Linked DNA regions of Homo sapiens: region 2 is linked to region 1. A link is a loop called in an ENCODE intact Hi-C map of the cell type or tissue named here. Cell type or tissue: psoas muscle. All regions are shown on one strand. Links, peaks and the distances in the headings refer to the core of each region. The heading gives the core; the rest is flanking DNA. Region 1 overlaps LOC105375409 (a long non-coding RNA gene). Region 2 overlaps ASB4 (ankyrin repeat and SOCS box containing 4).

What was found. Hi-C counts contacts between places; a loop is a spot of excess contacts. Peaks named below come from ENCODE experiments on the same cell type or tissue, not always from the same donor. Only the 100,000 strongest peaks of a DNase experiment are listed, where the experiment ranks them.
Region 2: it touches region 1 in a loop (6-fold over the local background); 66 of 110 quality-filtered maps call a loop at or near these places.

Annotation. Positions count from the first base shown.
Region 1 is chr7:95,676,832-95,692,764 of GRCh38, forward strand. The region is part of intron 2 of LOC105375409 (a long non-coding RNA gene); the gene reads left to right. Among named protein-coding and RNA genes, the nearest start is that of DYNC1I1, 88 kb to the right of the region's middle. In psoas muscle, for the core only: CTCF peaks have their summits at 7,443 and 9,474; a DNase peak (open chromatin) is centred at 9,450; H3K27ac peaks cover 2,019 bases.
Region 2 is chr7:95,535,174-95,551,106 of GRCh38, forward strand. ASB4 (ankyrin repeat and SOCS box containing 4) reads left to right here. Exons shown (of 5, transcript NM_016116.3): 4 at 1,264-1,377; 5 at 2,398-5,060. The coding sequence ends at 2,586. Among named protein-coding and RNA genes, the nearest start is that of PDK4, 53 kb to the right of the region's middle. In psoas muscle, for the core only: a CTCF peak has its summit at 9,985; no DNase peak of the experiment used is centred there; H3K4me3 peaks cover 2,714 bases; H3K27ac peaks cover 3,435 bases.

The sequences.
Region 1 (15,933 bases), core at 5,464-10,463:
GAAACTTTCTTTCAGCTTGCCCAGAAAGATTCCCTTCCAATCTTTTCTGAATGATAAGAACACACAGGATCCTAGGTATATGCCCTTCTGGAGATACGCTCGAGGGGGTAGCATGTGTTATTCATTACATCACATATAACCTTTTCAAATTTACAATCAATCTTGCTTGGAAGTCTGGTGTCATTTAAAAAGCACGGCAGTGTGCTGGGAGGAGAGACAATCTGAGGAGGCTACAGTCTGTGAATCCAAATACCCTATTTAAAGATCCAAACATGAAGAAGGAGGATGTACTAAACACATCATTTTCCTTCCAAGTGATTGAAAAGGGATGGTACATTGAAGTTTTGTTGGGTTTCAATGCACTGATTTCTTCCCTACCTGTTTTTCTCAGGTTTGTCAGGTACTTAAGAGTCTATTTCAAATTGCCTGCAGACTCTTTTTCTCATGTTTCTTAAAACTATTTGTGATTAAATCACCCACATTGTCCTCTAGGCTCTAATGATTCTCTTCCCGTGAAATCCTGTTTTTTTATTTTACTTTATTCTTTTTATCACATCTTTGTTTTCCACTACACTGCTTGCTTTTAGTATTCCCATCAATTTTTCTGTTTCTTGATTCTCCATGCACTCTCATATTTGTTCACCTATCTATTCGCTCAGCATATAGTTTCAGGGTAACTTTCAGGGTTAAACACCATGCTGGTCAGAGATAGGATTCCTGAATTTAGAGGGATCACAGTCTAAAGTAGTGATGGAGGACTGGAAAATAGAAATAATGTTATGTGACATAACAAGCGAGCACAGGATAACACCATGCATATAATCATACAGGCATCTCTATAAAAATGCTGAAGAAGTGTGCTCCATTCTTCATTCTCTAATAAATATGGAGTAAAATTAATAGCTAAGGATTCTTGGAAGAAATTAGTATTAAACTGTGATTTAAAGTAAACAATGAGCGCAAAGAGGAATTCCAGGTATCCCAAATAAAATAGCAGAGGTGATGGGATGTTTCATTGCAAAGATGCCTGATTGAGAACAGTTATTTCTCAAAGTGCCATCTATGGACCAACTGCATTGGGATCATTTAGACTGTTTTTAAAATCACATACAAGTGAACTTCACCCCCAAATCTATTGAGCAGGAATCTCTGGAAGTAGCTAAAATCTGTCTTTAACAACTACTCCAGATTATTTCTAGGCCTAGCAAAGGCGGAAAACATTGCATAGAGATAGGGGAAAATTAGCAGGTAACAGGCAGATTGGTTTGGGTGATGCCCACGAAGATGAGATATAAGTAAAAGGTCAGCTGGGAGGCCCAGACAGTTAGTCTTATTATTAGGTTGGTGGAAAAGTAATTGCAGTTTTGCCAAAGTAAAAGTAATTGCAGTTTTTGCCAAAGTCCTATTATTCGGTTGGTGCAAAAGTAACTGTGGTTTTGGCAATTACTTTTGCACCAACTTAATATTACGTATCTTCTATGGTTTCCACTGGAGAAGTGAGTGTTAGCATTTTGGTGTGCTACTAGGAACCAGGCATGGTGCTGGATATTCACCAAATGAAATAAAATGTATTTCTCAAGACAATCCATCTTCTATGTTTCTACACCTGGGCTGCTGAGGACTATTACAGAAAACCATAGAGCATGCAGATTGATTTCATTGCCAGTATGCACTCTTTGCCCCATTTAAGCCCTCAACATTGGCCATCCTGTATTTCTCAAGCCATCTCTTTCAACTCTTTACCCCAGAGCTATTGCAAACTTTCTCCATTCTCCTGAAATCTCCTACTGTACTGCCTCTCTCCTAATTCTTGGTAAGTAAACTTAAATACTACTTTACTAAGGGAAAGAAGCCCTTTAGGTAGGACCCTCAACTTCCTTCTGTCCTCCCTACAACATAGCTGATCTACACCCAGCCTCATTACCCACCCATTCTCCTGCCTAGATTTAATCCTTCCAACACGTGAGCTAGGAACAGCAGCATTAACATCACCTGGAAACTTCTTGGAAATGCAGAACTTCAGACCCACGTAGACCTACTGAGTCAGAATCTGCTTTTTTTTTCTTTTTCTTTTTTTTTTTTTTTTGAGACAGAGGACAGAGTCTCCCTCTGTTGCTCGGGCGAGAGGGCAGTGGCGCTATCTCGGCTCACCGCAAGCTCCGCCGCCCTGGTTCACACCATTCTCCTGCCTCAGCCTCCCGAGTAGCTGGGACTACAGGCACCCGCCACCGCGCCCGGCTAATTTTTTGTATTTTTAGTAGAGACGAGGTTTCACCGTATTAGCCAGGATGGTCTCGATCTCCTGACCTCGTGATCCGCCCGCCTCGGCCTCCCAAAGTGCTGGGATTACAGGCGTGAGCCACCGCGCCCGGCCTAGAATCTGCTTTTTAACAACATAATTCAAGTTTGAGAAGCTCTGCTAAAAAAAAAAAAAAGCAACAAAAAAGATGCCCTTCCTTACCTGTTCAGGTACGTGGTTTCTTCAAATGTTCCTGTGTCTTCCCTAAATACAAACCTACTTTCTCTGCTGGATCCTCTCAACCACATCTAAACATTTAAATCTCTCCCATTCTAAATCAACATTCAAGCCATTTTTAAAAACTGCCCTATAACCTCTTATCTCCAGGTAGTGAATGATTTATGCTCTTTTCCTCTACAAAGCCAAACATCTTCAAAGACTTTCTTATATTCTATTTCTATTTTGCTTCCTTTATTTCTCAACACACTTTTAAAAGAGATCATTAGCTGTTGTCCCCTATCAAGTCTTCCTCTTTTTCATGGTAATAATACCCTAGCATTTAGCCAGGCACCTGACTGTAAAGACGCTAAAGACTGTAAAGGCACTTGAGTAAATATCATTTTCTAGCTTCCCTTCCAGTTCTGTGTGCCCATGTTTCTAGGTTCTGATTGTTGGGATGCTAATGGAAATGATATGTGTATCTTCTGAGAAATTATCTTAAATGGAGAGAGTATAACCTTCTTGTTTCTTACCTCTTTTCTTCTGGTGCAATGTGGATGAAATGCTCAAATGCCACCAGCCAACATGGACCATAAATTAAATTTGGAATGGAAGCCACACATGACATGGGAACAAGATGGAAAACTTTAGGTAATAGAAACAATGGAATGCCATTCCAGACTGAACCGACATCCCTAGGCTTCTAGGACTTGAATGAGAAATATATTTCTGTCTTATTTAAGCAATGCTTTTAGAGGCTGTTAGTATCAAAATCCTAACTAATATTCTATAGCAATCTGCCAATCCTCCTTCACTTTCCCCACTCCCAATACTGTTCAAGTTATCAGTGGTATTTTTTGCCACTCCTCAAGGCACATAAAACCATTGACAACTCCTTTTGTTTCAAACACTGTTTCCTTTGGACTTCCATGACACCACATTACCTGGAGATATATATATATATATATATATATATTTTTTTTTTTTTTTTTTTTTTTTTGAGATGGAGTCTTGCTCTGTTGCCCAGGCTGGAGTGTAGTGGCATGATCTCGGCTCACTGCAACCTCCGCCTCCCAGGTTCAAGGGATTCTTCTGTCTCAGCCTCCTGAGTAGCTAGGATTACAGGTGCCTGCCATCACACCTGGCTAATTTTGGTATTTTGAGTAGAGATGAGGTTTCACGATGTTGGTTCCAGGCTGGTCTCGAACTTCTGACCTCAAGTGATCCACCCACCTCAGCCTCCCAAAGTGCTGTGATTACAGGCGTGAGCCATTGTACCCAGCCATTACCTGGATTTTTATCCAAACTCTCTTTTGTCTTTACTCCTTAAGTCAGAGCTTAACCATGATCACCTGGGAGCTTTGGAAAAAATACTGATGCCTGGGTCTCAATCCCAGAGTTCTGATGTCATTAGTTTGTGATGGGGTCCTGGCATGACTATTCTTGAAAAGCTCCCCGTGATTCTAGCATCCAACCAGGGTTCACAATAATAGCCTTAAGGATTGCTTGGTGGAAGACCATTGCAGAGTCTAGACTCTTATTTCCTGCTCTGCACATTCACCTTGACCAATCTCATCTACTTCTGGTTTCAGTTAGCATTTACATGCCGATGATTTTCAAACTAATATCTCTCAGCTCTCTCTGTTAAGTATGACCCATATACGTAACAACCAATTGGACAACTCCAATAGATATGTCATTAATATCTCATGATGATCATATGTACTATATTTTTCATTATTTCTTCCCACTCATCTAAAAAATTCTTGTTCATCTTCTGTGTTTATTAGAATAGTACTACTATCCACATAGTTGTAAGAGCTAGAAATTTCAGATTCCTCTCCAATTCCTTTAAGTCTCCCTGTCTAATCAATCATTACACTCAGTTTCAACATTTTAATATCTCTCACATTTATTCACTTCTTTTCATCTCCATTGCCATTTCCTGGTTGAGACTACCATTATTTCTTGCCTGTACAAGTTTCTCCAGAGTCCTGCTTCCTCCCTATTCTTCCTCCACACTGCAGCTGGACTGAACATTTAAGAACATGCATCCAGTTATGTCACTTCTTTGTCTCAGATCCTTCAGGGGTTCCCCCTTTGCTTTGGGATAGAAGCCAAAGGCCTTTGCCTGACCACCAGATGCTGCCTGACATTTCCCTGTCTTATCTCCTCAAACTCATGGCTCACCATTCCTCTCCACACCATGCTACTGTATAGGTATAGGGAACTGTGTGTAGTTTCCCAAATTCATGTGTTCCTCCATGTACCCACCCATAACTACACTGAAATGTCCTGCCTTTTCGTCCAGTTCACCAAATAGTTTTAAACCTTCCCTGTGTGTAGGGAACTCTGTCTTGATCACCACTTGTATACATAGGCATTTACACAATGTCTGGGGGTATAGTTGGCACTACAACACATATTACTGGCTACCTACTATGTTTCAAATATCATGGGGCTTACATCATGGTAGATTAAATGTTTGGTGATTGGGAAATAGATCCTTAATTATTTTATTGTATATCGATAAGCTCAGAGAGGTTTAATAATTTTCTAAGCATCAAAGCAAAAAGATGAGACTGAGGCTAAGTTTGATGTAGGTTGGCTGGCTCCAAAGCTCTTGTTCTTTCCACATTAATATGTTATACACACAGATGCTTTGTGAAGAGGCTATAATAAAGACGACATTTACAGTAGATGCCTCTGATACTTTGAAATGTTTCCTAGGTTATCATTGGGATTTCCTGGCTTTTCCAATCAACCTATGGCCTCTAACAAGCTCACAAAACAGCAGGCTGAAGCTATGTTCATCTAAAAGCAAAACATTTGGTCAATTAAACCAATTTAATAAAAAAACTGAATTTATTGGAAGGACAGCAATTTTCTTCTTGAATAGTTAGTTTGGCATCATGTGGGCAAAGCATTAAACTCTGGAACGTTTTTTCTTCTCCCGATTTAAATTTGGAATTTGAAAGTATGGCTTTCCTTGTGCTTCCTTTCTTCAAATTATGCAGGAGAGTAACTGTAGGTCTCAGAGACAGGTGCCTATAAAAGCTAGGTCAGTAAAGCAAATGAATGGACAAGGTTGTGTCCGTTCAATAACAGGTGCATGAAGACAAATGTATGTTGTGGTAATGTTAAAAAGGAATACAAGACTATGAAGGGTGGAAGAGGGAGAGATGAGTGTTGCAGAAATGTTGACTGAAAAGGAAAAAATAAAGACCAGATTTTAGGGAATAGAGCAGAGAGGGCAAAGAAATTTCAGTGAAGACCCTGCTTCCACTGGGTTCACGTAGAAGGAGAAAAACACTCCCTCTTGAGGGTGACAAGGTGACTATGGCAACCATCTTGAACCGGAACCAGGCCTGAATTTATTAACTCTGTGAGGAGTTTGCACTATAGGTTGAGGAACGACAACCAAATGGATAGAAAAATCTATCCTAACGCAGGAATAGAAAAGCAAATACTGCATGTTCTCACTTATAAGTGGGAGCTACATGATGAGAACACATGGACACACAGAAGGAAGCAACACACCCTGGGGCCTGTTGGGAGGTGGAGTGTGGGAGTAGGGAGAGGATCAGCAAAGATAGCTACTGGGTATTGGGCTTGACACCTGGGTGACAAAGTGGTCTGTGCAGCGGACCCCCATGGCACAAGTCTGCCTGTATGGCAGACCTGCATATGTACTCCTGAACTTAAAATAAAAGTTAAATTAAAAAAAGTCTATTCTAAGAGGAATTAGTCTTGTAAGTAGATCATCCCCACACCTCCATATGAGCTGCTTGCCCCAGAATCACACATGGTCATGAGTCAGCATCTGGGAGGGAAAACAACAGCCCCCGGACCAAGAAGGTATCACTGTCCCTTAGCACAGGGGCAGAGGGAGAGACTGACCATAGTTGCTTTCTGGAGATTTTCATGACCTAGAGGCAAGGCCCCAGAAATCTGGAAGCTAAGTGTTCTTAAAATATCTACATAAACTTATTAAAAAATCACCAGTTTTTCTTTAAGCCCGATAGTGTTTGGTTTTCAGACACTTGCAATTGTAAAAGTCCTCTGACTTTTTCAATTGTCTCTTATCAACTTATGAAAAGTTGCTCGAGCTTGCTCAAAACAAGAGAAACAAATTAAAATGAAAAGAGATGCCATTTTCACCTATCTGATTTGAAAAGATCTAAATGTTCAATAACAGGCTATGTTGGCCAAGCTGTGAGAAAGTGGGTACGCTCATACACTGTCGATGAAATATAAGCTGTTTGCAATGTTTATGAAGGGCAATGTGGGAATATTTATTAAAATAAAAAATTCATGGACTAAACCCAGGAATTCTACTTCTAGAAATTTATTCCACAAATATACTTATACATGTGAAAAATGCTAAATATATGAGGCTATTCATTATAGTATTGTTTATAACAATAAAAGATATAAATGAGCCTAAATGTCCATCAAGAGAGACTGGTTAAATGAAGTATGGTACAACCACATGGTGGAATACTCTGATATATGTTGTTTGGTGAATCAATTAATTTTGTGCTACCACTTGTATAAAAGGAAGGGGACAGAAAATGTTTATTCAAATATATGTCAATCTCTGGAAGGACATGGAAGAAAATAATGAGTGGTTACATATTTGGGAAGCAGGCATGAGGACTTACCAGATGAGACAAAGTTGAAAAGGAGCTTTTTGTTTTTGTTTTCACTGAATATTCCCTTATTCTTTTCATATAAATTTATTCCTTATTTTTACAAATCCAATAAATTTATTTTAAAGTAAGTAACAGAGTCCTAACTGATTTATTATAATGATAAATCACTAAACACATGTGTAGAGATCCTGGCACTGACCTGTTGGCTGCGTACATTGACACATCAAACTTCTTTGCCTTCCAGAATTTCTGATCTATTGCAGCTTTGAAAGATCAGGGCTGTAGTGCTCAAAAGAGATATTCCATGATTAAAATGGCCCCTACAGGACAAATTGAGAAGTTTCATTATTTTGGTCCCCCTTTAAAGACAAGAGTTTAGAAAACGTGGTTGGGAGTTGTGACCATGGATTTCTGCTTCCTGTTGCTAGAAATAAAAGTTTTGATAATTACCAATATAAGCACTACCAACAAAGCCAATTTGTAGAGAGCACATTGGGATGACAGTATGCTGAAAGAAGGAAATATACCTGGATTCTGACACTGCTCTTGTCACTCATATCTTTATGACTATGGGCTAAGATTCCTAATATTTCCAAGCCTTCATTTCCTCATTTGTAAAATGTAGACAATATTGCTTTCCTTTAAATGTCTAGCATGCTAAAGTTATCTCTTTATAACTCAGAACTTTGGTAAGTCAGGGATGTTCAAACCTTAGGCAATCCCAGGTCCTCCAAACTCACACGACAGGAAGTGGGCAGCTCAAAGTCACAGCCAAACACAGACCATTTCAAAGAAAAATTTTCCAGAGAACAAAACCAGAAGGGCCAGATTATATTGCTAAGGAACTCTAAGACATGACATGGACTGTGTTCTAGGCAGCACTGTTGTGTTTCCCATTTTCTGTGCTTACAATGGAGTCTTTACGGCACTTATATTATCCTTTATCAATTAATAGTTTGTATATTGATTGAGGATGATTAATGTTATGATGTATTATAAATTACTGGGCCATGAGAAACCAAGTCTAGATATAAGCAAGAATGCATATCACTTAGATATTACAGATTTGAAGTAATAAACACTAGGTTGCCTCCCTCTAGATAAGGAGTAAATGATTTTAAAATTTTTCTGTAGACATGAGCACTTTTTGAGATGTATGTATAGGGAGAGAGATACATGTAGATGCTGGGTACCCATCTTGGTACTCATTCATTTTCCTTTATGTTACACAACTCTAATTTTCCTTAGGAAAATTCTAATCCTACCTCTGATCCTTCACCTTGAAATCAAAGTACATGCATGTCCAGTTATGTGAAAAATGAATTTCCTCTCTTTGATTCAGTCACTATGAGTCTGGTATTCTAACCCTTGTGAGTGGAAAAATCTCGGCTAAATGCAATGGTTCTTTAATAAATGAAACAATGCATAACCTCATTTAGAATACAAGAAATAAGAATAAAATCACACAGACACTCCAGGTTTCCACAATCAGATTTGCAAATATCCAATATATTGATAACTCATTTTTTGTGTAACTTATGACAGAATAGGAATTATGATACTTTGCTGGTGGGAGTGTTAAAATGGTACAATACATATGATGAGTAATTTGGAAATGTTTGTCAAAATTCAAATGCATTTACCTTTTTGCTCAGCAATTTCATTTCTAGGATTTATTCTGCAAATAGACTCTTACATGTGAAATAAAGTAATATGTATTCCTTACATTATTATCTGTAACAGTAAAATATATCAGTCTAAAAGTCTATCAACAAGGGCCTGGATAAATGAAAAATTATCATACAGGGGAATACGTGGAGCTGTAAAAAAGAATGAGGAATTTCTTTTTGTCTAAATATGAACATACCTTCAAGATATGTTAGGAGAAATTTTTAAAAGTGAAGATGTTTGTGCAAAATATTTGTGTAAAAATAGAAAGAAGAAAGGAAATGTCTTTTCGTATTTGCTTGTATGTGTATGAATATCTCAGTAAAGATAGAAAATAAACTGAGAAGTATCGTTACCCACGGGGTGGAGGTGGAACATGGGTTTGGGGGATAAGATTGGAAGGGGGATTTTTTTCACTGTATACCTTGTATTTTCAAATCTTGGGAACCACATAAACTCTTCACAACAATTATACACACACACACACACACACACACATATTTAAATATATATATACACATATATATTTAAACAAAAAAATACAGTAACAGTAGAGTGAGGTTGTGGAGTTCTAAGCCATATATGGATTGCTGGTGCTGAAATGTCAGCTGCATAAATTGGATGAGCGGGCTTTCTTCCACCTTCTAGAATGTCAGCTCGGTGCTGCAGTGCTGAAAAGAGTTATCCCGTGGCAAGAGTGGCACCTACAGGGCACAGTAAGAATCTTATGTTTCTTTTTTTATTTTTATTTTTCAGAGAGGTGGAGGTGGCGTATGGATAGAGGTGTAATGATTGGTTTTCTATTGGAGTTGTTGGACAAGTGTTTTGACCATCATCATAGATTTACCATCAGATACAGCTGGATACAAATCCTGTTCCTATAATTTACTGTCTGGGTAGCTTTAGGCAAAGGCACTTATGTTTATTAAAAGCTATAGTTTCTACCCTTGTAAATTGTGGATGATAATATCTACCCTATCACAGTTTGGCTAATAAATTTTAAGTGAATTGTGTCACTTACGGAATACCAACCTTGCCGCCAAAATGTTCCTGTGATTGCTCAATGTCAGAGACAACCCCAAACCTGCATCAATAGGAAATGAGATGCTAAAGAAATACAGCCCAAGGAAGGAGCTATGAGGATGCAATCTAGAAGCTTCCCAGTCCAGCAAGTGAATGGAGAATGCCTGGGCAGAGGGAGCAGGAGAGAGAAAGAGTGAAGGGAGAGAGGAGAGAAAGGACGTGCACACTTCAATGGCATTCTTTGAATACTTTGATGGCATATTGGAAGCCCTGAATTTACCTCTGATTTTTCTGTTGTAAGGACAATAACTTTCTTTTTCTAAAGCTAGATTGAGGTGATTTACTTGTAATTGAAAAAAACTTCTAACAATATCTAATGGTGCATACTAAAAGCCGCTCATCCTCACTCATAATAAAAGTAGAAATTAAAAATGAGATGACATTTTCTACCTATTATATCGGCAAAAAGTTAAATTAAAATTGATAACACATTATATTGGCCAAGCTGTGGAGAAATAGGCCTTCTCATATTTTACTGATGAGCAGTTTAACAACTCCTGAAGCAGGCAAATTAAACATATTTGTTAAGATGCAAATATATGTATCTTTCGACCCAGCAATTATGCTTTTGTGTAATTTGTCCCACAGATATATACTCAATCCTGTGAAATGAGGCATGTACAAGGCTATTCAGCATTGTTCCAAAGAATAAACAATAAGCATCAAACGTTCATCACTGGAGAAGTGATTTCATTTACATGGTGGAAAACTCTGAATCCATTAAAAGGAATAAAAAAAATTTTAGAAACTGATAATGGAAAGTTCTCTATAATATATAGCTGTTTAGAAAAATACAGGGAAAGAATATGAAGAACTTGCTGTAATTTATGCTTAAAGGGGTGGGAGAAGGAATCTATGTTCATGTTTAGTTGCATGTGCACTAAAATCTCTGGAAGAATATACAAAAAGTGGAATAGCATGGCAAAGGCTACGTAGAGGAACTTGGTAGAAAAGGGACAGAGATAAAGGGATTCTTTTTCAATGAAGACGTTTTTGCACATTTTAATTTTTGAACCCTGTAACTGCACAACCGATTCAAAAATGAAATAAGATTCCAGGGGAAAAGATTTCACTTCTATGTTGGAGCTGTGGAACTCTAAACCCAGGGGTGGGATGTGAGGGGTCCTTAGTTTGAATTGTGTGTAGACTAGACTCCATCTTCTAGAATTTCTAATCCTTTCCAGCCTTGAGGGAACCAGTTGCAGAGCTGATCAAGAAATATCCCAGGGTTACAGTGGCACCTACAGGACAAACGGAAATGTTTCAGCTTGTTTCTTGGTGCTTTTTTTGTGGAGCAGGGGGAGTCAAAGTTTAGGAGGACAGAGATAAGGAGGTGACGTTACAGTTGCTAGTTACTGCAAACATAATTTTTATACCAGTATATTAGAAGCTTAGACCTTAGAGCTAAACACCCGTGATTACAAACATCGTGGCTTTGTCACCTGCTCTTTGTTATACCCCTGTTGTATGGCTTTAGGTAAAGGAACTTAACATTTCTGAGTTATAGTGTCTACTTGAAATATGTGAAATATGCTGTCTATATTACAGGTTAATGCCTCAGTGTTTTAAGAGACTTATTTTACCAGAGAAACTCCAAACCTGGCAAACAAAGGCCTGTGAGTACTCAACCCTTAAGACAATCCTAAATGCCCCAAACCTATCCCAGCAGGAAGTGAGCTGCTAAAGAGATGTAGTCCACAGAGGAGGCCTCCAAACCTGTGGGCTACATCACCCAGAGTTCGTCAGGGCCACGGAAGATAAGGGACAAGGAGATCCTTGTGGAGAACTCATCAGGGCAGCCAGATTGGCTAAGGAGCTCACATCACCTCCAGGTCAGGATACTTTGTGTTTCCAGTCCTACACATCATGGGAATTGCTACGCACCAGGAATTGCTACACTTTTTGCTGCTTCCCATTCTCTTCCTTATCAAATGGATGATTTTTTTGATAATTATCCTATTCTTTCTCTGTCCCTTCATGTATTGCATTTGTGGTTATATTGGAGCCATAGTTTGCTGAGCCAGAAGGAACCACCACACCAGGGCCTGACTAAGAAGAATCACCCAGAAATCCTGGACTTGGAGCTATAACTAGATAAGTCTTTGTGTGGTCTCCCTCTGAGAAGAGGAAAGTGCACTTTCCATGGTATCTAATTATGGCTTCATTAGGTAGGCACTGGCGTTTTTGAAGGGATATGTGAGAGTAGAAGGGACAGTGTGTTGTTGAAGGTGTGAATTACAGCTAAAACCTCTGTTGTTAGCCAAGCCAGCGCTTAGTTGTCTTTCTACATTTAATGTCACTTTGATCTTCTGTTGGACACCTGGAATCCATGCCTCTCACATCTCTCAATTCACCTAGTTTGAGTGATTTTGGCTCTATCCCCGGCTCCAGAAGTGGTTGTATGACTCAGGCCTGGCCAGTCAGAACACTGCATCCTGTTCAATTCAGGTCAGAGAGACTCAGGGCAAGCAAGATCTCTCTGCTGAGATTGGAGCTGCGAGAATGAAGGGGAAAGGAGCCTGTCTAAGGACAGGGCCAAGACAGAGGGAGCTGGAGTGAGAGTGAGAGTGAGAGTGAGATTGAGAGAATGAGAGCGAGAGTGCGAAAGAGAAATCACAGTCGGGGGTGACATTTAAGCCTTTGGAGTAAGGCCCATTGGACATTCTCCATCTAGGCTTTTCAGTGATGAGAAAATAAACATCTTGCTTGAGCCAGGTAGACTGCGGCTTTCTATTGCTTGCAATCAAAACAGTTCTAAATCAAATGGCTCTTAAACCAAAAGATGCTCAAACTCATAATAATAAGAAAATAATTGATACAACTTTTTTTTTTAACTCTCAGATTGATTGGCAAAAATTCAAAACATACTGTGTTGGCCAAGCTTTTGGGAAATAGACAATTTTTACATGGCTGCCAGGAGCACAAGCTGGTACAAGCCCTGTGAAGGGCAATTTGAAAATGCCCGTAAACATGACAAATACATGTATCCTCAGATGCACGACAAAGTGAGAATTTTTCTGTTTTTTCATTATTTTTTTCTGACTGGCAGAGAAATTCAGCAGGAATTCTCAGATATATTTAGGTATATTGACACACATGCAAAATGGACCCTATACAAAACTTCTCATTTCAGTATTATTTTAAATGGCAAAACAATCAACTTACATGTTCATCAATAGAGAACTGGGTAAATAAATTTTGGTGTATCCATAAACTGGGAATACTTCAAAGCTAGAGAGGTGGGGGCAAAGAGGAATTTTTATGTACTGATATACAGGATTTCCAAGATATAGTATTATATGGAATAATTAAGACACAGAAAAAAAGGTGTTATAGTACATTATCATGCAAAATAAAAAGTTGCTTTTAAAGTATTTGCTTGTATGTGCATAAAATGGTCTCTGGAAGTATAAAAGAAACTAATAACTTTGCTAACCTTTGATATGTAATAGGTAAAAGGGAAATTTTTTAGCATATTCTTTTTATCATTTTAATTTGTTTTTGAGCCATATGAAAACATTACTTATTCAAAAACTAAATGAATATAAATTTTTAAATTTTCTCATTAGGACCTACAAGCTAAAGAACAGTTAAAAAACAGGCAGTGAAAAGATTCCAGGGGAAACGATTTCACTTCTGTGTTGGAGCTATGGAACTCTAAACCCAGGGGCGGGGTGTGAGGGGTCCTTAGTTTGAATTGTGTGTAGACTAGACTCCATCTTCTAGAATTTCTAATCCTTTCCAGCCTTGAGAGAACCAGTTGCAGATCTGTAAAGAAATATCCCAGGGTTACAGTGGCACCTACAGGACAAACGGAAATGTTTCAGCTTGTTTCTTGGTGCTTTTTTTGTGGGGCGGAAGAGTCAGTGAAACAACAGGCAGTGAAAAAAAAAAAAATACACCAATCTTACTGATCCAGGCAGTGAAATGCATAAGTTGAATGAACCAGCTTCTTCCATTTTCTATGAATATCTGGTCTATTGCAGCCCTGAGAGATCTGTGCTATAAAGCTGGAAATAGATGTTCTGTGATGAGGGTGGCACCTGCAGGACAAAGTGAGAATTTTTCCTGTTTTTTTTTTTTTGTTGTTGTTGTTTTTTAATTGTTTTCTTACTAGCAGAGGAAATCAGCGGAGCATGGAGAGGGCAGGTATTGAGCATGAATTTTCCCCTTAGAGTTGCTAGATGTAAAAGTTTTACTAAAAATAATGGAGACATTGCAAACAAAACTATTTTTATATAAGGCACACACAGAGAATCAGTGTGGAATAGAGAGGTAAAAGTAGACTCTGGTAACATATATTGGCTTTGTCACTCCCCAGCTTTGTGGATTTAGGCAAAAACCACATAACATGACTGAGCTTAGAGGCTACACCTATAAAATGAGGGCAATAAAACTCACCTTAAAGGACTGTTGTCTCTTAACTTTTGAAGGGAGTTTCTTAGCCAGAGAAACCCTAACCTGACAAACAGTAGCCTTCAATTGCTCAATCCCTGAGGCAATTCCAGGCCCCTAAACCCACTCACTCAGGAAATGAGATGTTGAACAGATGCAGTCCATGGAAGGGGCATCCTTCTGAAAGTCCTCACTTTAAATGGGCCATGGAGGATAAAGGACAGGAGAGAAACTTCCAGGGTGGCTAAAGTCATATGACAAAATAGCTCACCTCAACTCTGGAAAGCCAAATGAAAGCCTTTACTTCAATTGTGATCATCTCTCCCTGTTAAGTGTGTAATGTGAATTACGGTTTTCATTTAATCATAGTTTGCTGGACTATGAGAAGCCACATTAGGACCAAGAAAAATATTCATCACCCAAAGATTCTGGACTTAGAGTGACAACAAGTTTACTTACGAGTTTGGAGTTGTTCACCTCACCTCCCTCTGAGATGTGGATGAGCACAGTTTTTACTGTGAGTAGCGTAGCTGCACTGTATTGACACGGGCACTTCTGAACATGTACGTACAGGTAGAAGGATGTGCTGTTCCTGTGACTCAGGCCTGGACAAACAGAGCTGTCCCTCCCCACTTTATAGTGATGGTTCAGGGATAGGTACATGAGAAAATTGAAGTCAGTTAGAGTCAGGCCTAGGACTTTCTGCCCAAGTTGAAGCTATGAGAATGAAAGCCTGGTACTGCCTGGAGGTGGGGAAGGTGGGGAGAAAGACAGAGAGAGAGAAACAGAGACAGAGATTGGAGCAGAGCCAGGTTTGATGAGATCTTTGGGTTCTTGGATTGAGGCATGTCTCCAAATGCACCTACTGACTTTATTTTATCTGAATATTTATTTCTATTCTTAAACCAATTGAGCTGCATTTTCTACCACTTGTAACTGGATTTATATGAAAGCTGTCATACCCCATCATAGAAAAAAGAAATGCAAGCTGAAACTACACAGATAACATTTTTCACTTCTCATATTGATAAAAGTCCAGAACATTTGGTAACACACGGTGGACAAGCTGTGGGGCAGAAGGCAGTCACACACAGGATTGGAGGAAGTATAACCTGCTATAATAGAACCCTTACGGGGGGAAGTTTGAAAATTCTATAAAAATTACAAATGCATCTACCCTTTCATCCAAAAAGTCCACTTCTATGAATTTATTGTGCATACATCCTTGCACAAGAGAAAGACCAGTAGGCCGGTTATTCTCCCTTGGCCTCCCTGCCTCATTTCCATTCTTTTCTGCCATGTGTTTGGTCTTTTTCTGCCATGCATTTGGTCCAGGAGGCTGACCTCTACTGAATGCAGCACACAGTATCCTCTAGTGTACTCTGTAGTATGCAGCAATATTATAATTACTCAGGTTATCATTGGTTTGGGATGCAGTAGAAGTGAATGGCAAGGCATGATCAAATGACTATAGCTCTTAATAGCTATGGCAACATGTGGTCATTGCAGTTTGTCATCTGGCTACTCCTAATGACCTTGGAGAGCTAGAGAAAGGAAATAAAAGCCTGAAGACTTGAACTTCCAATGTAGAGAACGAGGAGAGAATCAAAAAGCCTCAATGGTGATATTAAAATAATTCTTATTTGTAGAGTGCAGACAACTAAATATTAGGCC
Region 2 (15,933 bases), core at 7,416-12,415, 140 kb before region 1:
TACACTGAAAAAGGCAATGCTAGACCACCTATGAGGAAGGTTGTCGAGCAACACATTTCCCTATGGAGAGAAAGTCGGTTTTGTGATCTTTTGCTCAACAGTAATAGGTTGAGGTTGATACGGTCTGGGAAATTAGGAAGAAATGTCTTTGGAGAAAGTTGTTTAAGTGCAGAGGCATGCCTCTCTTCTAATGCCTCACCTAACACCAAGTGAAAGGGGCTTTAGGAGGACCCCCTCAGAAAGGTTGATTTATGTTCTCCGAAGTTTCATGGGAAAAATGGAACTGATACGAAACTCATGATGAACAAATTTAGAAGAGCAGATCTGTGGCTGGAGCTGCTTGTTGGGTGGCAATGGAAAGAAAGATGATTAAACTGGGAGTCAGGAATGCCTTTTACTGGCCACACCAAAAGTTGGTTAAGTGTATAAACATCCATGTAGTTTAATCTAAATGTTAAAGCTAAATCTTTCTATCTCCTGAAGGAGATTCTGGCCATCTTGACTAAGCTTTCAAGTATTTTTGGTTGGTTAATAAACTATTAAACAGAGTGTGCTAAGAGCTAACTGAATTTCATGTCATCTTTCATTTGTTAATGAAAGGTAAAATACCAATAAGTGTGGTTTAGTACATGACACCAGCCCTCTGCAGGCATTGGACTGGGAAGATAACTTGGCTCAACTTGCATGTTACTCTGTAGTTTACTTTACCTCGTGGTCACCAGTGAATCTAAGTTGATTGACTAACATTGAATTTTTTGATAAAATGTTCTGTAGAGCTGGAAGAGTTTCCCAGGCAGCTGGGAATGTATTCTGTGTCCAGTCTGTCTCTAAATTGCTTCAATTATGTACAAAGGCAAAGTAATTCTTCAATTCTCATCTTCTTTGTTAGTGCCTCTTTTTCACTTGCTCGTGGAAGGTGAAAGAAATTGGTTTGATTTTATTAATCTATCTATTTGCCATGGTGGCAGTGTACTGGAATACTCAAAGGCGTGAGACTTCTGAAAATCGTTTTAGCATTCCAGGGAGCTTAATAGGTCTGTGGGTTCTGGTTTTTTTTTTACAGATAGGGTCTTGATGTGTTGCCCAAGATAGCTTTGAACTCTTGGGCTCAAGCAATCCTCCTGCCTCAGTCTCCCAAGTAGCTGGGATTACAGGCACATGCTACCATGCCCACTGGTCTGTGAATTCTTGATGTCTCTGTGAGCAGAATGAATGAACCATATATGTGCATCAAACAGATGAAACTCTGTGCTTCCTCTGCAGGTGATACAGGCCTGCCATTCTTGTCCTAAAGCAATTGAAGTTGTAGTCAATGCCTATGAACACATCAGATGGAACACAAAGTGGAGAAGAGCTATCCCCGATGATGACTTGGAGGTAAATAATCGATTCCCTTCTAATAGTTTTCACTATCAAGTACTTCCAGACTGCTCTAGAAGTACAGAAAATTGTAACAAAAAAGTTGGTTTTGAGAATGCCTTTAAAGCGTACTCAAATGCAATGAGACAAAGGGTTATAAAATGCAGGTTTGAGAGTTAATATTTCCATCAAATATGTGGCATTAAGGAGTGTCTTGGGGAATTCCTCCATTTAAGGGCAAGTTGAATTAAGTATATAAAGGTGGCAGTTTTCCTTTCTTCTCATTAATTTAGATGAGTTAAATGATAACATTTGGAATTGCTTATATAGCATTTTTACCAGAATATTAAAGCGTTTTGTGTAGATTATTTCATTTACTTTTAAATATCATGAAGTGACTATTAGGCAGGAAAGAGTTTTAAAAACCCTGTCTTGGGTCCTACAGAAAACCATTGGCAGAGTCAAGTTCTCACTTGCAGACTTTCAGACTTTGCTACCAATGTATACCAGTCCTTCCCACTGAACACCCTTGGTTCTTGGTTTTAGATGTCAAAGTCTGTCTGTAACACATGGAGAGGTATCAGGCACAGGGTGCAAAGTTCACTGGGCTTGGAGGTCTGTGGCTTAGGTGTAATCTTATTCTGCTACTTATTGGCTGTGTTACTTTTAAAAGTCACCTAACTTGAGTGAGCTGCATTAATCCTTCACTTCCATTAAATATCTGAATATATGCATCACACCAAGCACATAATGTGTTTAAAATTGCTATTTTGGTTTAGATTCATCCAGGCACTTCACACTTGCATATTTTATCTTATCTCCTGGGTTCTGAATTGTAGAATGTTATTTCCCCTCCCCTTTCCTTGTATACCACCGCCTCACTGCTCCCATTTCAATATTGCGTTTAATTTTTGCCTCACCAATAGAGACCCTAGGAAGCTGCCATTACGTATAGAGGTTAGTTGCAGCATTGCTGATTTTTATTGATGTAAACTGTGGGGCCTTGCTAACTTTAATTTGTCTTGCCTTCCTTTTCAGAAATACTGGGATTTTTACCACTCTCTCTTTACTGTGTGCTGTAACTCTCCAAGGACTCTCATGCACTTATCGAGATGTGCCATTAGAAGAACATTACACAACAGATGCCATAGAGCAATTCCTTTGCTTTCCCTCCCATTGTCATTGAAAAAGTACTTGCTTTTAGAGCCAGAGGGAATTATTTATTAAGCCTTATGAGACAGCAGTTCCCAATCCTAGGTATTTAAGTGGACTTGCTGGGTAGACACAGTTTGCCTAAATAAAATGGTACTTGGGTTGATTATAACACTTCAGGGATTTCAAAACACTTTACAAACACTGCCATTAATCCTAGAATATCATGGTATGGGGAAATAAAGAAGAAGTAAAGTTAAGGAATTTTCAAAGACAAGGATGTATTCAGAATGTACTGATAGAACAGTAATAACTAATATGTATAGTGTTCTTACTAAGTACCTGAAATATTTTTGTAAAACTTCTTATATCTTATCTCATCTGAAATGGGACCCAGGTTTTCTTCCAACCAATATAATTCTGTGCCTTATCAGTAATATGTTTACATTCTCATTCAAATGGCCATATAGCAGGCTTTGCAATTGGCCTCTTAAACTTGGTGTTTTCCCCCATTACCCCTTAGCAGTAATTACTGTCACTAGTTTTGCAAACTCCTACTCCCCAAACCAAGCTACTCAAGTTTATTTCAGTGATGAAGGCATATGAGCATAGTCAAAACAAGGAGATCTTGGAGTCAAATTAGAAATGAGAAAGAAACATCAGTCCAGTTAATAGTCAAGAATGGACATTTGAACCAGACATCACTGAGCCAGAGACTGGAGATGCAAAGATGAGTCCCATGTGACTCCTGCCTTCCAGGATCTCACCATTTAGCAGAGGATCCAGACATACACACAGCTAACTGCAATATAAAGTGATGGGGCAAGAGTACAGGTGCAGACTCACTTTTAATGCTTATCTTTCAAAGTTGTGTTTCTGACATGAAGTGTGATTTTTCTTTTAAGCATGAAGTTAAAGAGTGAAGGGGTTATGTAAAGTAGAGGGATCTCCTGCTCTTGTTAGGGTATTTTTAAGGTTTTTTCTAGATAGTGTGTCTTTTTGGTATGGTTTCTTGGTTAGTATTAATACTTTCCCAGACTCCTTGAGAAAAATATTGCACACTCAATGGCTCCAGTGCATGTGACAAGGAAGCATAGGAAAATGGGGGAAAGAAAGTGTGTGAGGGGACCTAGTTGATTACTTCGGTCTTTTTATGTAGCAGACTGACATTTCATAGCATTGTAGCTAAGAGATAAGGAGCACTTTGCTAGTGACAGTGGGCTACGAAAAGTAAATAGAGAGACTTTTTGAAAATGGTAAAAGTTTGAGAAACTTGGGAAGATTAGTGTGTTAATCAGGCTTGCTAGTTAGTGGATTGCAGAAAGAAAAATGTAGGTGATTAAGCTCTGGGCCTTGTGGTTTATGAGGTCAATTTTGCTTCACTTTTTTTTTTGTTCTTGCTATAATCACTTTTAGATAAGCTCATTGCTCTTAGCATCATTTTTTAGAGGTTAAAGCAGAAGTAAATTGCAAACAAATCTGTCAGTTGTGAGCAGATTTCTTTTATGTGTGTGGTTCTCCATCATATTTAACTTTGGATGCTGGAGTGTTGAATAGAGATGATGTCAGATATTCCAATAGGCTATCATTTAATGTTAACTGGCAATCACCTAACTGGTTAATCTCAGTTGAGACTGTGCTTCTGAACTGGGATTGTCTTACTCCCAGGGCTGTGTAAGAAAAGTCATAGGTGGATACAATAATCTCTTTTAAGTATCAGTTTTACTCAGATATTTTGGTGGAGATATTTTGTACTAAAACAAGATCTATATCATGGAATAGAATGCTGAATTTGTATGAATTATTCACATAAAGCTTGATCTTTCAAAAAATAGTTTGCTTGCAGCAAGTGGTATTAGAACACATCCTAAAACAGAATGAAATGATGTCTTTTGCAGCAACTTGGATGGAGCTGGAGGCCATTATTCTAAGTGAAGTAACTCAGGAATGGAAAGTGAAATACCATATGTTCTCACTTATAAGTGGGAGCTAAGCAATGAGGATGCAAAGACATCCAGAGTGATATAATGGACTATGGGGACTTGCAAGGGGAAGCTTGAGAGTGGGGTGAGGGATAAAAGACTACATATTGGGTACAGTGTACACTGCTCCAGTGATGGGTGCACTAAAATCTCAAAATTCACCACTAAAGAATGTATCCATGTAACCAAAAACCACCTGTACCCCCAAAACTATTGAAATCTTAAAATAGTAATAATTAACAAAGTAAAACAAGATCACACCCTGGAACAATTGGAGGATTGCTTGCTGCCCTGCATCTTAAGGCGTATTCTAGCAGCAAAGCTTGTGATGCACTGACTTGGGGCAAGTAAAACTGATGCTGAGGACAAAGGGAGAAGATGTTCCTCGCCCAGGGAAATGAAAACTTTTCTTATTCACCTTGCTTGTGCTTAAACACTTATGTTCATCTAGTGTAGAATACATGGCTACTTGTTTGTAATTTTTTTATTGGTGGAATTAAAGTAATTTTTCCTTATCTTTGAACTTTTATTTAGAGAACTTAAATAAAGCTCTTCTGTCTCCTTTCATCTTTGTGTTTACTTACCAATAAGACTCTTTTTCCTAACCCCGCTTTGACTTTTCAGCAATGACACTGAAGAACTCTACACATTTCATTGCTTTTATCAACAGTTAAAAAGAAAAAGAGAATCAGGGATTGTGCCTGTAAATAAATAATGTTTTCAAAAGAAAGTAAAGGGTAACTGTGGCCAAAACACAAATACAATGCAGCCTCTTGCTGTAAGAACAAGTGTGTTTTAATAGTAGTAAAGAAATTGTACTGAATCATTCTCCTCTGCCTCTCACCATCTCTGTCCTCCTGGGGTTTTTCATTTTCCTTCATTCTCACTGTCCACTAAACCCTGGGCAAAGCAACAGAGGAAATTACATCCTCATGACGCCTTTGTTACTTTCTTAGAAAACTTTCTGTAAATAGGATCTACTGTCTTGAAGAAAAAAACAATCTCTCTTCTGAAACTTACATGAGAGGAAGAATCTTAGATATGAGGGAAAGATCACCTATCTTGTTTTCTCTCCTTCTTAGGAACTAGACACACTTGTGTTCTATTTTTTAATCATCGAGTGTTATGTCTCTACTTTGTCCTTCCATTCTAAACCCAGTGGGTTCTGATAAAAACACAGTAGTCGAACGATGATTGTAGGGATAAGAAAAGTAACAAACCATTTGCAGTGGGTTATCAATGTTGGAAAAGACAGCTGAGTCTTACGTTTTTATTACTCATCTGATTGTTTGTGAAGAACTTACAAAGTTCTAAGTTGGTACACTTTCCAAACTTTTACAAATGAATTCAACTATTCACCCATTTTCTTTGAAACACAAACACCACAGCTAGTATCTGGAAGGAATTCCTGTTACTTTCTTTAGGAGGATAAAGTAGATGCATTACAGTTAGGTGTTTGGAGGTTTGGCTCTGATGCTCTCTGTCTGGGTCCCCTCTTTATCTGACTCATAATATAGGGAAAATGACACACCTGCTCCAGGCCTCAGTTTTTTCATTTGTAAAATGAGAATAGTCACGGTGCCTACTTCATAGGACTTTTATAGGATTGTTTTGAGGGTTAAGTTATTAACAGATTAAAACATGTAGAGCAGACCATGACACTCAGTAGCATTTTATTGGTATTAATGTCCTTGCTTTTGTCATAATCATTATATTGTAGAGATAGGCTCCCACCAGTGGAGTAGTATATCCTTAGAGTGAATCTGTAGCTGCAGGTGATACATTGTAGATTTCTATTCACTTTGGGAACTGTTGGGTGAGCTTGTACTGTGTCAGGACTTTGATGACAGCTGGGAATCCACGGGGGAACAAGACAAACCAGGTCCCTGACCTTCCTGGGCTTTTTTGAGATAGGGAGTAGGGATAGAAATTCTCCACTGAGTGGGGGATTAGTAAACATGCCAACCAATTAATTTTTGCATCTTTGTATTTTTGTAAGTAGTAAAATAGACGCAATGATCTATTTTACTATGGAAAAATTTAGTCACTTGAAAATGTATCATATACGGAGCTGATTTCGCAGCTGTTTCCATCTTCAGTGGGGGAAAGAGAAGGAGGAGATGAATTTTGTAGCAGGACATAGATTAGCAATGAGATCCCTAGCAGGGAGGGTCATTGGGTATCAGAATGAATGAGCAGAGGGTAGAATAATTTCATTCATTTATTTTTTGACATGCAAGAATTTATTCTCTTAGCTGGGTATGGTGGCACATGCCTGTAGTCCCAGCTCCTCCGGAGGCTGAGGCAGGAAAATCACTTGAGCCCACGAGTTCAAGTTTACAGTGACCTATGATCACACCACTGTATTCCAACCTGGGCAACAGAGTGAGACCTTGACTGTAAAAAAACAAAAAAAACAAAAAAAAAACCCAAAAACTTTATTCGGTATTACTACCTGTGTAGTTCTCTGATAAATGTGGGAAGAAGAAGAGGAGTGTTGTTATCAAGTCACTTTAAGATTCATTTTTAGTAGCTCAAGGTTTTGGTTTATTTGTTTTTATTTAGAAATAAGGATAAAAACTACACAGTTTTTTAAAAAAATTAGATGCTGTCTAACTGAGCCATTTGGTTCATCAGAAAGGATTTTCAAAACCTACATTTCAGTGATAAGTTGCTTTGTTCATGTTTGATCATATCTGCCATCAATGAAAAACAATGTATGCAAAAACATCCCCCAAAAGTGGTTTTTTTTTTTGTTGTTGTTTGTTTGTTTCTTTGTTTTGAGACAGAGTCTTGCTCTGTTACCCAAGCTGGAGTGCCATGGCACGATCTCGGCTCATTGCAATCTCCACCTCCCAGGTTCAAGCGATTTTCCTGCCTCAGCCTCCCAAGTAGCTGGGACTACAGGTGCCTGCCACCATGCCTGGCTAATTTTTGTATTTTTAGTAGAGGCAGGGTTTCACCATGTTGGCCAGGATGGTCTCGAACTCCTGACCTCAAATGATCCACCCACCTTGGCCTCCCAAAGTGCTGGGATTACAGGTGTGAGCCACCGCGCCTGGCCAGCAGTTGTTGTTAAAAAAGCGACACTAAGTCGTTTAAGTGAACTTAAATTTCTTCTTTACTAATTGGTTTTCTGTTTTCTCAGAAAGAGCTATGTCTCAATGATATTGGATAACCACTCTGCAAATATATGCTGAATCCAGTTATGGAAATAAAATAGCCACCTTGTATTTCTTAAAGACAGCCTGGATTAGTTTTCAGTGCTCACTAAGCAGAGAAAAATGGACAAAACAGCTATCATGCTGGGGTGTGTAAGGCAGCCTCAGATGTAGAAGGTAGGTACTGAGGTCCTTCTCAAGATCCAGGAGCCAAGACACACCTGCTGAGAGGTACAAAGGCAAACATTCACTCCTTGTCCTGTTCCAGATGTGGTGGAAGCTGAAAGTCAGTATTTGACTGACAAGTGGTGGGAACCAATATAGATTACGAATAATTTGATTCAGGAAGCAAGACATACAAAATGAGCTGCCCATTCTCTAAACAAGGATCCTCTCTCTACCCTGCTCTGGGTCTTGGCAGAATGACTTTCACAGACTGTATCAACTGACTCCCTGTCGCCTGGCTTCCTAGAGGGTTCAGTCCATGGGAAGATCGGCAGAAGATTGGGGCCCTTCCTGGCTCCCTACCTACACTTCCACAGATAGCCCTTAATTAGTTTCTTTTCAGTCACCCCTATTGAGTGTGTCCTCCATTTCCTCTAGGGATCTGACTGATGCACACACAAAAAACACTGTGACAAGTCCGTGACAGCCTGGGCGGTGGTCGGGATGGTAAGTGCTATTGGAGTCGAGGGCAGATAGAAGCCACTATGGACCACGGAAGGCAGGTGGACTTGATCTGTGACCTGAAGAGGGGTGGGGTTTAGGTAATAGTTTGGGTAACAGTAAGGCCCTGGGGTTTGGGAGGGAATTTAAAAGTGAGTATCCCTGACAAAGGGTGAGAGCTGGAGTATACACTGAGTATTCACCACTGTCAGTTAGAGTAACTTGATGCACGTAGATGAACATTTGTTGTGTGTGGGGAGCAGAGGATGAGGTTGGAAGAGCTGAGTGGGATGAAATTATGAAATGTCTCAAAGAGTGGGGAAGCACCATGGGGAATCAATGAATATTATTATCATTATAATTATACTTTTTCCAACCTTATAATTTTTATAGCAGTAACAATTATGATACAACCATGTAACATTTACAGGGTATTCATCATTTTTAGAGCACCGTCATGATGTTTAATACCAGGTAATTGCCTTTATCATTACTCTTTTCTTCCATGCCACCCCCAAATACAATTCTGATCCTTTAGATCTGAAAAAATATGTAAAAATGATACTAATTAACCCTCCCTTCTCATGTAAAACACTCCAATCATATGGAATAATTTACTCTGGAGCAACAAAGGGGATGATAGCCTTACTTTTTCTTTTTATCAAAAGCTAAAGATTTTAAAAATTGCATTAAAAAAAGAAAGAAATGTTTCTTCCAGGGCATCAGAAAATGACAGAACAGAGCAAAATTTGGAGGTCTAGGACTGCTTATACTTCTCAACATGGCAGTGTTCAAGTGCTAAATTATTCACTGAAGCACTGACGTCATTACAGTCTTTCAGGGATCCCAGGACTCCAAATACTGCTGAAGTCAGATGGACAACAAAAGGTCTCTTAGGATGATCCATCAAGGAAAACACAGGCATCAGCAAATTGTTCCTAAGCAACATCTGGTTAATTCTATGACAAAAATACAAAGAAGCTGAAAACTGTTTACTCCAACTAGCACTGCAGTGTGGCACAAAGAAAAATATATGGACTTTGGAATTCAATGGCTTGAGTTTTAATCTTGATTGTTCCATTTAATATCTTTGTGAACTTGGGTCAGTTTCTTAATTCAAGTGTCAATTTCTTTATTTAGGTAATGGTGATTAACTACTTGACATTCCAGACTCTTTGGGGGAATTTATTTATTTTTATTTATTTTATTTTATTTTTTTGAGATGGGGTCTCACTCTGTTGCTTAGGCTGGAGTGCAGTGGCACAATCTCGGCTCACTGCAACCTCCGCTTCCCAGGTTCAAGGGATTCTGTCATGTCAGCCTCCCAAGTAGCTGGGATTACAGGTGCATGCCATCACGCCCAGCTAATTTTTCTATTTTTTGATAGACAGGGGGTTTCACTATGCTGACCAGGCTGGTCTCAAACTCCTGTGATCCACCTGTCTCGGCCTTCCAAAGTGCTGGGATTACAGGCATGAGCCACTGTGCCCAGCCAGATATGACAGGGTTTCTAAGACATTTATGTGCACAGGCCAAAGATCCAGCTTTTTTTTTTTTCTTTTTATTGCATTTTAACTGCAACGATTTTCCCGTGGTACAGACTCACTCTCTGAAACAAACTGTCCCAAGCTGTTTTGTTAAGGGTTCATTGCTCCTGGCAGTTTGGCCTAAAGGAGGCACTGTAGGAGAATTTTCTCCCTGCTGTGAATCACAGCTATGGAATTACACACAGCTTTCATTTCTAAAGGCCGTCTTGAAGAAAATTAAACCAGAAAGATCAAGAAAGGTAAATAGGTATTCTATGGCACCTTTCTTTAATCTCCTGGTTACAGTTTCAAAGAATTTTGCTCTTGCCTTCATTGGAAAGAGATCTGGGTATCAGGAAATGATTTTAGAACCATAGGTTTCTGTCCTGTGGTTACATAATCTGGAAGGAAAAAAACAACATTGCAGTTAGTTTCTCTCTGTGTAGCACTGAAATAGACAATTTCATTAGTAATTCCATTCATTCAATTTCCCTTCTTTCTTTCTTCCTCCCTGTTTTTCTTTCTGTCTCTTTCATATTCTCTCCATTTCTCTCTTCCCTTATTGTTTCTTGTTCTCATTCCTGGGTGTGGTTTTGTTTTTGTTTTTGTTTTGCTTCTTCGTGGCTAGGATCTCAGTGTGAGCATGTACTTATGTAGAGTAAATGTTGATATATTCTTAGGGTCTGTCAACAACTGGCAAGAATAGCATTTGTTGTCTTTCTAGCAATAGATTGCAGGTGAGAGATCAGGACCAAGCTAGGATTAAAAACTACCAAAGAGACAGGAGAAAAGCCTCCAAAATGAGATATGCATGTTTCTGCCCATCCCAGGCAATGCCAGAGAAGCCTAATCATGCCATCTGAGTCACAGGTGTCCCATGCACTTTTGCACATAGTCAGACATCTCCACCGGTATGGTCACAGAGTTGCTCCCTTCTGGAAAATCATAAAAGAATTAGTTATTGAGATAATATAGCTGAATAGGTAGCCATACAGAGTAATGCATAGAATCAGACATGCCAGAGTTGGAACTCCTCCCTGTCACTTAATATTTTCTGAGGCCCAGTTCCCACCTTTGTAACTAGGAGCAATAATTGTTTAGTACAATGTCAGGCACCTGGTTAACTTTTAATAAATTGCAATTATTATTATAGTCCCACCCTGCTTGAATTCTAGATTTCTGTAAGTGACTGACTTGTAGACCCTGCACATTCCACAAATGGTTAGACACACACATATCTAACAAAAATATGTGAGCATATGAATAGATATTCAGTGATATTCCAGTTGCAGCCCACTGAAGGAAATCTGCCCATTTGTAGACATGGGCCGCATCTAAATAAATTAATATGGGCCCTCTTTCAATGTGTAGATATTTGATTTAGTTTCCAATGATTCTTAAATATTTTTTTTTCTGCGTTGGAGCAAGGTTGACTCATTGAACATATGCTGTGTCTGTATCTTATTTTGATATTATGTGGTGCTTGAATTTGAGCTCTTCAGGGATGGCAAAAGTGGGGTGTGTTATTTTTTACACCTACGGCAGACAATAATAACCAACCAAAATATTCTCTCCTTTTGAGCCCAGACTCAGCCGCAGAGTTCTTCTCAGTACAGTGTAAGGACTGTTACTTCCAATTGCTTAGAGTTGATAGGCAAGGTGAAATACATTTGTCATCCTTGGATTTCATTCTCAATCCTCTCACAGGCTCTTGGTCTCGAATTGTATAAATAAAAAGCTGGATGGAGTTAGAAGGCAGGGCTGCCGGCACAGGATTTCACTTTTGGTTTTCTTTGGTCAGGAGAAGCATAGAATTTTGCCATTTATTCAACAAATATTTATTGAGCTGGACTCTGTACCTGCTGTGGATTCAAAGGTGAATAATGGCAAAGTCTTGGCCTTCATTGGGAAACTGATGAGTCTGCACATTCAGATACCTGGGGTGCTTTCAAAAATACCACTCCAATTTCCCACGTCCCCTTTTAAAAGCTTTAATAGGCGAATTAGGTTAAGTACCTCACTTATACTATGTTGTAAATGCCTGTCTGCCAGTCTCTACCACCAGGCTGTAACCTCCTTAAAAGAAGGAACTGTAATCTCTTCAGTTTTTTAAAAGATTAAGGTAAAATTTACCAATAGTGAAATACACAACTTTAAAATGGATAATTGTATGAATGATTACAAGTGTATATACCCTTATAATCAACACTTTAGTCAAGGTAAACAATACATTTATTACCCCAGAATATCTTCATGTATTCTTTTGTCTCTTTCTAGTAAATTCCTATCTCCCACAGGCAACCACTGTACTGTTTCTATCACCATGGGTTAGGTTTACTTGGTTTTGAACTTCACAAAAACAGAATTATACAGCATATATTCTTATGTGTTTGGCTTCATTCTCGTAACATAATATTTTGGAGATTCATCCATATTTTGCATATATTAGTAGTTTATACTTCTTTATTGCTTAATCGTGTTCCATCCTGTGAATATACCAAAATAAATATTTATGCATTCTCCTAGCGATGAAGATTTGGGTTATTTCCAGCTTAGGGTAATAATAGATGTGAGGGTTAGTTTTGTGTGTTAACTTGGCTAGGCTATGTGTATCCAGATATTTGGTTAAACATCAGTTTAGATGTTGCTGTGGAAATATTTTTTAGAAGTAATAAACATTTAAGTTAATAGGTTTTGAGTAAAGCAGATCACTCTCCATAATATGGGGTTTGTTCTCATCCCATCGGTTGAATGCCTTACAAGAAAAAGACTGAGGTCCCCTGAGAAAGTGGGAATTCTGCCTCCAGATTGTCTTCAGATTCATGACTGAAACATTAACTCTTCCCTGGGTCTCCAGCCTGCTGGCTTCCCCTGCAGATTTCAAACTTGTTAGTCCCTATAATCATCTGAGCCAATCTCTTAACATATTTTTTATCTCTCTTTCTATGTATATATAACCTACGGGTTCTGTTTCTTTGGAGAGTCTTGACTAATACAATGGATGAATATGCTGTAAACACTCTTGTTCAAATCTTTTTTGTGGGCATGTTTCCATTTCCCTTGGGCAAATATCTAGAAGTGAAATTCAAGGTCAGCCACTTTAATTTTACAAGAAAGTACCAAACTGTTTTCCAAAGTGATGTACATGTTTGCATTTCTACCAGCAATATGAGAGTTCCGGTTGCTGTCATTCTTGTCAATAGTTGGTGATGTAAGTCTTTTTAATTTTAGCCATTCTGATAGGTAAATAGTGATAAGTCTCTGTACTTTTCATTTGTATTTCTCTGAGGGCTAATGATGTTAAACAGCTTTTCACTTGCTTATTTGCTATTTGTGTATCTTCTTTGGTGAACTGTCTGTTGGAATAGTTTGTCATTTGTTCCCTTTGTATCTCAACTCCTAGCATTTAATAGTCACTCAGTGTATACTGTTTTAAGAATGAATGAATGTTATATTGTCCATCAGTGATTATTCCAAAATGATTACTAAACTTTTGTGTTATTATTTGTAATGCTTATAAAGTACTCAGCAATGGTACCTAACACATAGTCAACACCCCACAGTTGGTAGCTATTAGTGCCATCCCTATTTTGACTATGAGGAAATGAGGACTAGAAAAGTTATGTTAATCAAGGTCTAGTTACTAATTATCAAAATTGCTGCTGAAATCTGGACTTCTCAAATCTGTATTTCATGTTTTGAGTTTTTTGTTACCAGTAGCTTGACTAAGTATTAGATTAAGCATTAACTGTGTTGCTTCATTCATTTTTTAACTCTTATTTATAGCAAACCTGACATGGAAAATATAATGATGCTAATTCCTTTACATGCTTTAATTTATTTAATTCTTACTATAACCCTATGAGGAAAATACTATTATTTTTATTTTATGGACGATTAAACTGTAGTATAGACAGATTATGCAATTGCCTAGGATCTCACAGGTAATTAAAGGTAGAGGCAGGATTCAAACTCAATCACTTGCATACCAATGCCTGTGTGTTTTGCTTTGTTTTAAAACCATTATGCTATCCTGTTTCTTATGACAAAATTAATTTTGGACATGTTGATTTTGAGGGGCTTATGGGATAGCAGGATGGGGATGTCCAGTAAATCCCTGACACTTAGGAGAGAGTTACGGGAGGATGGGGATATAGAAAGAGAGTGCACTTGATAACTACAGTGCTAGACCATATTAAGAAAGTGGTTAAAGTGCCTGAAATATTGGAAGATGGAGGAATTTCACTAGATTCCATTCCAGAAAGTTCCATAGGAGACTCCATTTTTTTTTTTTTGAGATGGAGTCTCGCCCTGTCGCCCAGGCTGCAGTGCAGTGGTGCGATCTCCACTCACTGCAAGCTCCGCCTCCCGGGTTCACCCCATTCTCCTGCCTCAGCCTCCCTAGTAGCTGGGACTACAGGTGCCCGCCATCACGCCCGGCTAATTTTTTTGTATTTTTAGTAGAGACAGGGTTTCACCGTGTTCGCCAGGATGGTCTCGATCTCCTGACTTCGTGATCCGCCCGCCTTGGGCTCCCAAAGTGCTGGGATTATAGGCGTGAGCCACCGCGCCCGGCCGAGACTCCATTTTTAAAATGGATTTACGTTGTTCACAAGAACAGGTCTGTAATGATGAAATCTTACAGTCTGTTTTTAAGATACTCTAAAATATTTTGGTTGCTGTTTGTTATTAGACTCTGACAGGTGGACCTAGGTTGCCTGCCCAGAGGGTCTAGGAGCTCACAATTTCTCTAAAGACCCCTTTTCTGTTTACTGGAAACCCTAGGAGCTTCCTTAGGGGCTTGTCAGGCCAAGCTGACTAATCCTTCCTTCTGCTCAAATTTCACTCTTCTGAAAAGGGAGTTTGACGAGCAGGGAGTGAGTCACTAGCTCCAAGATGGCAGCAAGGAGCACTGGTGTTAATCTGTGTTATCTTAGTTCCCACAGGGTGAGTAATCATGCCTGGCCAAATCTCACTGGGCAAAACAGGTGCAAGTTTCCAAAGGAAGGCTTTGTGACCATAATAGGAGGTTAGCTGAAATCCAACCTGTATTTACTCCTTGCAACAGAATACTTTATGAACCATGGTTTACAGGAACATCCAGGTTCCCTAAAAATTTATCTCTTCCATGATGATGGAAACACAGCAACGTACACAGACTGGACCTGGGGACTATCTTAGCTTCTGAAGACTTGCACAGCAGGTCTAAAAGTCCAAGGCTGCCTCCTGACACTCCAGAGAGGAACTATGTGACACAGAGAGACTAAGCCAGGCCCTGCCCACAGGGTTGCACACACAAACATGTTTTCCAAGCCCTTTATACACTCAGCAGGGAACACGCCGTTCTCTCTGGGAGGTTGCCAGAAACTTATAAGAGAGTCTGATCAGTGCCAAGAATAGACAAGCAAGGCTTCTCTCCTGTCTCGGAAGGGGACACTGTGTGGTGCTGAGTTATTACCGCCCCTCTGTGCTCCTCTAGCCTTCAAAAGCAAACCTGAAACTGTTTCCCTGCACTTCTTAATCTCTTGATCAGTCGAAAAATTATTGCTGGAGCTCGCTATACCTCTTTGGGCACCTGTAATCTTGTTGTCCAAACCCAAATGCAAATATGTTCCCTCTGCTTGCATTTGTTTTGCATCTCAGAGACTCAGGCCGTGGATCTTTGAGGTAGAACCCAAGGAAAATAGTCAACAACTTTGTCCATTTGCCCAGGAAGAGTCTGAGTTGTTGCTGTTCCTCATTAGTCCTCTGCTTTAGCTTCAGCAAGGACGGCAAAGGTTACTTGAAATTCAGCCAGTGCAGGCAATGTTGAGAAAAAACTTGACTCTTCTCTTCCATGTACAGGATGTCTTTCCAACCCCTTCCCCAAAGTTTTCTTAAATCCTTGGTGTCTTCAACTTGGCCCCAGCTCTAAAATTAAATATTTACCATGTTTTTTCCTCTATAATAATACTGGGAAGAATCAACCATGCGTTTTTAAATAAAAGTCTCGCTTTTGTCACGCAGGCTGGAGTGCAATGGTGTGATCTTGGCTCACTGCAACCTCCAACTACCAGGTTCAAGCAATTCTCCTGCCTCAGCCTCCCG